Linked DNA regions of Homo sapiens: region 2 is linked to region 1. Evidence: chromatin loops called from intact Hi-C (ENCODE). Cell type or tissue: A673. All regions are shown on one strand.

Region 1 (5,000 bases):
GTAGTTGGGATGTTGTAATGGTATGAGTGTTTTATGTATTGATGCTTTGTGCTTTGAACCGGTTTCTTCCAACAAGCTGTTGTGTTGCCTGCCCTTGGAATAATGCAGTTTCTTCATGAATAAGTCACATTAAACATGCACAGGAATTTTTTTTAGCAACATCAACTGTGATATTATTATAATCTTAAAGGAGGAGTGGCAATTTGTGAACAACAACTTTGGCAAAAGGCCTTGTGAAAAATTGAGAATCACTTGTTTATTATTGTTCTTTTAAATCCTCTCAAGTCTCTGCCAAAAAGAGACTTAAATATTTGTTGCATCCAGTAAATATCTGTTGAATAAATGAGTGAATGAATTATAGAAGGCAGCATTATAGATTGATTGATACACCACAGTTGAAATGGACAACAGTGTATCCTGTGCATTGACTAAACTGGACCATTGACCAATTCTTGAATGTTTCCAGCACCTTCCCACCCCATGCTTTTGGTCACTCCATTTCTTTAATCTGTAATGTCCTTTCCATCTCTGTGTATCAAAATTCTACCCAGCCATTGGACTAGATCAAAAGCTATTTTTTTCTCCATTTCTCCTGAAGCCTTTGTGGCTTTTTCCATTGCCAGAGCTGGAAATGACTATATCTCAAAAAGTTCCCATTGCTCATGTCTTTTTTGGTACTTAGTATATTTTCCTTGGAGAGCACATACATTATTATTTCCTGGTAAAGCATATGCATTATATATTTCTCTTTAGAATGTAAGTTCTCAAAGAACAGACTGTACTGTATTCATCTTTGCAACACACACACACACACACACACACACACACACACACACACACACGTATTTTAGCAGGGTGTTACATCTGCTAATTTCTCAACCTATTTTGTTGAATTAATTAGGTTATAGGGATTTAACTATTCTTTCTATATTGTAATACCTATAGTTAAAATTCTTATCCTTCATAAAATTTTTCAAAAAGGTGCTGACAAATAGGAAAAACATTGAAATTTGATTTTCTTTGACAATTTAAAGCCTCTGATAGAAATACAAACAACTAGTAGAATGGACAAGGCCTTGAGAGAATTAAGTTTTTAAAAGACACAGAGCAGATAAACTTGTTTTGATTAGTTAGGGATGAACAGAATCACTACGAGAATCATTGATACTTACTCTAAAAATCTAGTGAGCTAATATAGCATTTTTCTTCAGAGGAGGGCAAAATGTTAATTTTTTGAAGTTTTCTGCTTTGGAATTGAGCACGTGTCTCTTCAGTAGTGTCCAGATTTTTTCATAACGTTGCAAATCAAAACAACGATGTCAAAACAATCCTAGAATTATTTCTAGACCCAGTAATGGAACTGACAATAAGTATCAGGGGTTTGCCTGGGTTGGGGGTGGGGCCAGTGTGGAATGCGTTATTTCTCCCTTACTGTCATTCCAGGCAGTTGCCAATTTGGGCTGATTATTTATAGATGACTCTGCAGTGTGACAGGCAGTTCTCCAAGTGAAGCCTCAGGCAGTGAGGTCCTGAGGAAATAGGAAAGACCTGCACATTCCATAGAGCAATGGGGAAGGAACTGCGGGGCAGCCAGAAGCAGTCTTCCCCCAGAGCCCCCTCCTTGTTTTTTCCTTTTAACACAAATGTTCCCGGGGGGTTGCAAAACACTGATTCCTTTTAAAAGGTGTTATAGTAAATTCCCTAGTGGAAGCCTCCTTCCCTACAGAGACAAGCATTAGAGCCCTCAGAAATCTGGGTTACTGACTTGGAAACCAAATAATTGGGGATAAATGAATGGACGAGAGTAAAGAGGCTCCACATAAAAGGAATCCCTTCCGACAGCATCTTTCATGCTGGGGGACATTAGGATGCCAATAGACGCAGCCCATGGGTTTGGGTTGCCAGGTAACCAGGGTACCCGCAGATTTCCATTTTTACTTTATTTCCGATTCAGGAAAGCCTCGTTTCATACAGAGGAAGGGAAGAACACCTCTCCCCCACCCCGCTTATTTAGGTCTAACTAATAACATTCACCTGTTGGTAGCTAAAATGTTTCAGAGGACGCAGTTGTTTTTAAACATTTAAGCTGTTAGAAAATCAACAGGAAACATCGGGATGAAAACGGGAGGGTGGTAACGTAAAGGGCAGCGGTGTTCCTGCTTGGTATTCAGGCAGCCAGTGGAAAAACCCCACGCGTCCCCCCTGGGGTTTCTCAGTTGGCCTGAGCGCATTAATCCTGCTTCAACAATTCAAGCTCTTCTGCCTCCTTGCTGTGAATTTCCTTGCCTCTAGAAAACATTCATGACATACTGAGGAGACTCACCCCATTTGCTTGCTTTTGTTTCTTTAAAAGCTTATTGGTAACCCATTCTTTTCTAATAAAAATAATCAGCCTTTTATGTGTAATTTTGCAATGCAATAAAACCAAACAGAACATTCTCCACTCCAATCCTGTCAAGCAATATGGGGCTAAGTAGTTTTCTTCCCGTTTGATAGAAAAGCAGCCGAATTGAAGAACATCTGAAATTCAATGGAACAAAGGCTAAATAAGCCTGCAGCCCAACATGTGGTTAGAAATGATCTGTTTGGATAGTGTTTATGTCTCTTGAAAATATAGCTGGGTGTGTAAGTGTGTGAGTGTGTGTGTACTGTTGGTGTTTTGTCGTGTTTATCCATCTGGACCCTGGACAGGAAGCTTGCCAAATTGTCCCTTTAGTGCGGCAATGTGCCCTTTAGTGTGGCAATCGGGTTGAGGCTGAGCTGTTTAAGGCTTATCAGCCACAACACTAATATTTTTCTTCTAAGGCAGATAAAAGTCTAGGAAGACTTACTGGGAAGTTTCCACAATTCTGGGTGTTGAGTATGAGTGGTGCTGGAAAGACAGATCTTCAATCTGCAGTCTTTTCACACTGCCGGCCTAGGAAGTTTTTGTCTTTAAAATCTGTCATTTTTCCAAGCTCTTACGAATGAAGGCCAAAGCAAAATGAGCCTTGGTCTGGCTGACAACTGTCATTAGCACTTTGAATAATTAACCCCTGACAGATCAATGAGATGATTTTCCATCAGAAAAACTTGGACATTTAAAAGATTGAACTAAAATGAGCAGAGTACAATAGTTTAGTGCAATTCCTAAAGTTGCTAATAATCTATAAAAGTAATTTTGGTTGAATTAGTAAAGCCTGCTAGCAGACTATTAACCCTAGTGTTTGCATGTTTTCAGATGCCTTTAGTTGCTGAGTCTTCAATGTTAGAGATGCTGTTTGGGTTAGTTATACATTACTCAAGGGAAACCAACAGTGCATATTCATGGTCTCAAATTACAGTACATTATAAAATGTTATTTCTTCCCTAACATTTCTATACAGTTGAAATCTGGGCAAGATGAGCATCAAGGGTAATGCTGAAGGGAAAAAGATGCCACACAAAAAAGCAAAAAAAAGTTCTGAAATGGTATTTGGGCAGGGCTGGCTGCATTCCATAGTCTTCTAGGAGAAGGAGAGGAAAAGAAAATAATTGTGGTTATTTTTATGTGTTTATGTGTATTTGCATACATATACATATTTGTTTGCAGGCATAAATATGAATATGTAAGCACATGTACAAACCTCATTTTTAGCGTGAAGGAATACCACTACATTCTCCTCCAGTTCTCTTTCATAGTTTGGATGCCACTGAATCTAGGCAACTGGAGTCACCCCAGTTGGTCCTACTGCAGGAATGTGTGTCTGTGGAATAGTCAGGAAGAGTAGGAGATGTACTTTTCGGCATGTAGCATATCCTCAATAAAGGTGTGATTTTTCTGAATTATGAGTGAGAAGGGAGGGGTGGGGAGAAGAGAAGCAGGAGAGCCAAAGCATAAGCTACTGTTCTGATAAAAAGTGAAAATATTGGCCCACAGGGAGTGAAAATGCTGGAACTAGGATTTGCAGATCCAGAGACTAAAACGTGACTTTAAATCAGACTGACTGCATCTGCCCATTTTGATGGTGAAGACCCCGTGGGAAAGACTTTTTGATAAATGAACAGGCATTAGTCTTATGACATTTCTCCAACATCCTGCAGTCATCTTGATGGCCACACCTCACTTTTCTTTACTGTCTGCTACTCCTTTGCTTCACTAAAAGCAGAAAAGGTGAATAATTTTCATTCCAAGGTGAGTTCAATTTAAAGTCTCTCCTCTCCTTTTTGAGCTCCAATCAGCAGGGAAATGATTTTATTTAGAATAATTATTAGAAGAATTATTCATAATTCTTCAGAAAGCCAATTTCATAGCATGTAAATGTTGAGTGCAGGCTGTCAGATCCAGTTATGCTGTGACTCCCAAGGATCCTTTCAAGGTTGTGTCCAGTAGCAGGATTTATGTCACAGGACGTTTTTGTCTTATTTATATGTATTACATTGTTTATGCTGCTAAGTTGCAAAAATGGTATTTACTTTCTAGTGATTTACAGTATCTTGCCCTTTTAAAGCAAGCTCTGGTTTTGGTGTAATGTGAGGTTTTGTTTAGGAATAAAATCATGTGGCCTGGAAGAAGTAAAGATGTCTACAGTACTTTGATTTGGTTTACTGTCATGTCTGGTTTCCTCAGCAGGCTCTTGGTCAAAGTATGCATGGGGTGGTGGATGGAAGCTGAAGAAAAGTGATAATGGAATGTAATTTGTCCTTGTTTCCCAATGACTTGGATGGATGTCAGCAAGTTCTTTCCTAATGGAAAAAAGATGGCTGAACCATCAAGCTTTTAGGAGTGCTTTAAATCATTGATCTGTTCTTCCTAAGAAATTATGTCCCACAGGTGCCTACAAATGGGGAGGAAACAATGGGGGGCAACTTACCACTTATCTCCTCTATTCACATGCTCACAGAGAGGGCAATTTGCGAATCAGTTCTATGTGTGCTCTTGAATAGATAGGATTGGGTCATACCCCTCATGAGTATTCAGGAGGGAATTGGAGGAGAGTTTGAGAGCCTATATCTTAGGAAGTTTAAAATGTTTCAAAAAA
Region 2 (5,000 bases), 400 kb after region 1:
GCCTAACCATATCATTCTGCCCCTGGCCCCTTCCAAATCTCATGTTTCTTTCACATTTTAAAACCAATCATGCCTTCCTAACAGTTTCCTAAAGTCTTAATTCATTCCAGCGTTAACCCAAAAGTCCAAGTCTATCTGAGACAAGGCAAGTCTCTTCTACCTAAGAGCCTGTAAAATCAAAAGCCAGTTAGTTACTTACAAGATATAATTGAGCGGGGGTGGGTACAGGCATTGGGTAAATGCTCCTGTTTCAGATTGGAGAAATTAGCCTTAACAAAGGGGCTACAGGTCCCATGAAAGTCTAAAATCTGGCTGGGTAGTCATTAAATCTTAAAGTTCCAAAATGATGTCCTTTGACTCCATGTCTCACATCCAGGTCATGCTGATACAAGAGGTGGGCTCCCATGGCCTTGGGCAGCTCAGCCCCTGTGGCTCTGAAGGGTACAGTTCCACTCCCAGCTGCTTTCACGGCCAGGCTGTTGTTGATTTTCTGTGGCTTTTCCAGGTACATGGTGCAAGCTGTCAATGGATCTGTCATTCTGGGATCTGGAGGACAGTGGCCCTCTTCTTCTCACAGATCTACTAGGCAGTGCCCCTGTGGGGACTTTCTGTGGGGGCTCTGACCCCACATTTTCCTTCTGCACCACCCTAGCAGAGTTTCTCCATGAGGGCTCCATCCCTGCATCACACTTCTGCCTGGACATCAGGCATTTCCTTACATCCTCTGAAATCTCAGCAGATGTTCCCAAACCTCAATTCTTGAATCCTTTGCACCCACAGGCCCAACACCACTTGTAAGCCACCAAGGCTTAGGGCTTGCCTGCTCTGAAGCAATGGCCTGAGCAGTAAGTTGGCCCCCTTTAGCCATGGCTGGGTTGCAGGACACCAAATCTCGAGACCGCACAAAGCAGCAAGGCCTTGGGCCTGGCCCATGAAACTATTTTTTCTTCCTGGGCCTCCAGGCTTGTGATTGGAAGGGCTGCCGTGAAGACCTCTGACATGCCTTAGAGACATTTTCTCCATTGTCTTGGTGATTAACATTTGGCTCCTTGTTACTTATGCAAATTTCTGCAGCTGCTTGAATTTCTCCCTAGAAAATGGGTTTTTCTTTTCTGTCACATTGTCAGGATGCAGATTTTCCAAGCTTTTATGCTCTCCTTTCCTTTTAAACATAAGTTCCAATTTCAGATCATCTCTCTCAAGTTCAACGTTGAACTCTCTCAAGTTCAAGTTCTCTCTCTGCTCAAGATCTCTAGGGCAGAGGCAAACTGCCACCAGTCTCTTTACTAAAGCATAGCAAGAGTGACCTTTGATTCAGTTCCCAATGAGTTCCTCACCTCCATCTGAGACCACCTCAGCCTGGACTTCATTGTCCATCTCACTATCAGCATTTTGGTCAAAACCATTCAACAAGTCTCTAGGAAGCTCCAAACTTTCCCACATCTTCCTGTCTTCTTCTGAGCCCTCCAAACTGTTCCAGCCTCTGCCTGTTATCCAGTTCCAAAGTTGTTTTCACATTTTCACATTTTTGGGTATGTTTTTAACAGTGCCCCACTCCCAGTACCAATTTACTGTATTACTCCATTTCCATACTGCTATAAAAAACTGCCCAAGTCTGGGTAATTTATAAAAGAAAGAGGTTTAATTAACTGACAGTTCAGCATGGCAGGGGAAGTCTCAGGAAACTTACATTCCTGGCGGAAGGTGAGGGGGAAACAAGGCACCTTCTTCATAAGGTGACAGGAAGGAGAATGAATGCAGGAGGAAATACCAAACTCTTATATAACCATTGACTCTTGTGAGAACTCACTTATTATCACAAGAACAGCATGTGGAAAACCACCCCCATGATCCAATTACCTCCACCTGGTCTCTCCCTTGACAAGTGGGGATTATAGGGATTGTAATTCAAGATGAGATTTGGGTGGGGACATAAAGCCTAACCATAGTACAACCTAAAGAATTTTCCCTGTTACAGATATTCTCACCTCAGTTTATAGGTGAAAAACTGAGACTCTGTAAGGTTAAGGAACCAATCTATGTATATATAGTGTGGGAGACTTGATTAAAACCTGTTCTCATTTCAGCTAAACATTCCACCTGCCAAGTAACATGCTACTTAAGAATAAATATATTTGTTTGTTTGGGTTGTTTTTTGTTTGCTTTTTTTGTTTTGCCTTATTTATGGGTGACCTTGTTTTTGTTTCCAAAGAGAGTTTGCTGTCTGACTGTGTAACTTTCCTGCTTGCACCCTAGCAGATGGATATCTGTGTAGCTGTTTTGTGACACTCTTTACCTGCCCTGCTCCCTCAAGGCCAGATTCTGTTTTTTTCAGGTCTTCAGCACAGAATAGATTATCTGTAGAACCACACTTACCCCACCAGACCTGAGCATTTTAAATCTGAAAATTGTTGAGAAGGATCCAAGCTGAGCATCTCAGCTTATACCATTGCAGAATCTTTCGAAAGACTCTGTAGTTGTCTAGTCAGGGTAGAAGAAAGGATTCTTCTTCTTTGTTTAAACATGTGTTGGCTGGCCTTCATGTCCCTAGACAGTGTCCTGCCATTCTGGAAGACCAAATGGCAGATAATTGGGCTTAGGATTTAGGGGAAAAACTACTTCCATGCTTTGTGAACAATAAGAAAAGAAAAGGAACAAGTAAAGTGATTTTTCAAAGGTTAAATACAGTAACACCTCCTGAATTTAGCTTTGCTGGAGACAGCTGCTTCATAAGTGAATTCCGAAGAAACACTTTAAGTACCAAAACCGGTTTATAAAAACCTATTTTGACAATTATAAGATTGAAATCCTTCTAAGATCTGTTGCATACTTCCCTGCTTTGCTCTCTGAATCAGAACTCTCCTAATGTCATCTATTTGCTTGGAAACTTAGGGTCCTCATTATTGACTATTTTTTGATGACCATACAATGGAGTACTCAATGCTTTCTTATAATTCAATCCTGCTTTTATATAATATTGGTTTTCTATTATATATTTTTATATGATAATTTTCTCTATCAACTGCTTTATCTTATGGCTGTTGTTCTTTACTACTGCTTTAAATATTGTCTTATTTTATATGCAATATGCATGAGGCCTGATTCCAGCCTGTCTTCTAGAGTAGAGAGTGAAGAATATGAAGCAGCTTCTTTTCTCTAACCACATCTGTTGTTTTTGGGGTATCTTTATAACAGTGTTGTTTTAAACTACTATGTTTGTGGTAATTTCATTTACATCTGTTGTCTCTAGGTGGGCCTGGACACAGAACATCACTGTGTTTCAGGGAGAGAGAGGAAGCAGAATTTGGCTAAATAAATACCTGCTTAATAATAATAACTATCATTTTGCTGAGCACTTGTGAGGTTTCTGGCACTGTGCCTTATCTCTTTTAAACTTCCCAACAAGGCTTAGAGGAAGATTTGCCAGGCATTGTGCTAAATGTTTAATTCATATTATCTCATTTAATGCTCAGACATCCCTATGAGCCTCAGGAGAAGAAGGTAACTTGGACTTAAAACGAAGGCAGATTATAACCTCATCTCACTGGATCCTGGGAGAGATTTGGCATCACAGTGGAATTACAAATTATATCATAAAAGGTTCCATTTAACAAGGTTGCCTGGAGTCACAGAGCAAATGGCAGAACCAAGATTCAATTCTGATTGTTCCAGGGAGCATGTTTTTAAGCACCATTCAGTTGGCCTTAATTTTCTTATTTGCATTTTCTACCTTGTTTCTCTGCTTAGTACAGCAGGCTTCCTCTAGGGCTTGGCCTACCTAACTCCTTTTAGCTCGTCTTTCCTAGGATGGGACTCCTCTCCCTGCTGTAGTCTACTTGCCTTAGACATATCTCCTTGTGTCCCCCAATAATTTTTTTTGACTTCCAAATTGGACTCCATATATGCACCTGCTGTATCCTTTGTACACTGTGCTGAGAATAGTCCAGTTGTCCAGGATATTTAAGTTTACATTTATATATGCCAGTCTGTCTTTTTTCAAGCATATCAGTATTACATTTATTTAAAAACAGGCTATGTCATCTATCTGGCCTATAGAAAATGCACCTATGGATCTATAGATCCTTTGCCATACCTTGAAGTCCCCTGGGGACTGAGTCCACAGGTTGAGATCACTGTCCAGGAGCAGTGTAACTTAATGTCAGAGAGCCAGGCTCAGCAGCAGTCAAATAGATTTGTATTCAAACTGTGATTCTCCAGCTCTCTAGGTTCTGTGATATTGGCTATGAATCTCAACTACTACCCAGCATGAGTACCTTTTCCTAAGGATTATTTTAACGTTTCAGTGAGATCAGGCATTTAAACTGCTTAACACATAATATCAAGACAGCAATCTATTCGTATATGGAGGCCATGGTTTGGAGGTTAAAGACAGTTAAAACAACTATACACTAACTTTGACCATGCTACACTGGATCCCTGGCTTATTTGGTAATACAATCTCAATTTACAAGTTCTATTACATAATACAATTGAAATAAGGACTTGCACTATCTAGATAGTGAAGAGACTTGAAACCAAGCTATATACTCATGACCTGTACATCACAGAGTCATTCCATGTGGTATCATTCTCCTCTCCTGTCTCTGTCAGGCGCTATGGTGCAGAATCCAGGCCTGGATTTGAAGTTCTTACTCACCTCCCACAGATGTGGGAAATCTCACTGTAGCCCCAGGAAGGTCCCTCTCTCCCTCGTGGTACTCCTCCTGTGTTCCACTCTTTCCTGCAGACTTTCTCTTCCCTGCATAACTTCTCTTCCCCACAGGCTTCATTTCTCACTGGAAAGTCCTGGAGACTCTGCCACAGAAACCCTGGTGATCTACCATCCTAATTGACAACCATGCAAACAAAGGAAAGATGGCTCAAGGAGACAGAGTATTCATCTGTAATCTTTTAGAGGATGGCCAGAATAATAGCTACTGTAACTAAACCTACCATATCCCACTTAATCTTTCCATTACTCCAGTGGAGCAAGTTCTGCT

What was found. Peaks named below come from ENCODE experiments on the same cell type or tissue, not always from the same donor. Only the 100,000 strongest peaks of a DNase experiment are listed, where the experiment ranks them.
Region 2: a loop joins it to region 1, with 2.3 times the contacts of the local background. A loop is called at or near these places in 3 of 110 quality-filtered maps.

Annotation. Positions count from the first base shown.
Region 1 is chr5:113,691,181-113,696,180 of GRCh38, forward strand. LOC107986441 (a long non-coding RNA gene) reads left to right here. Exons shown (of 3, transcript XR_001742841.1): 3 at 3,899-4,147. Among named protein-coding and RNA genes, the nearest start is that of YTHDC2, 180 kb to the left of the region's middle. In A673, no CTCF peak of the experiment used is centred here; a DNase peak (open chromatin) is centred at 2,211; H3K27me3 peaks cover 2,059 bases.
Region 2 is chr5:114,091,938-114,096,937 of GRCh38, forward strand. It overlaps a transcript of KCNN2 not described here. Among named protein-coding and RNA genes, the nearest start is that of KCNN2, 270 kb to the right of the region's middle. In A673, no CTCF peak of the experiment used is centred here; no DNase peak of the experiment used is centred here.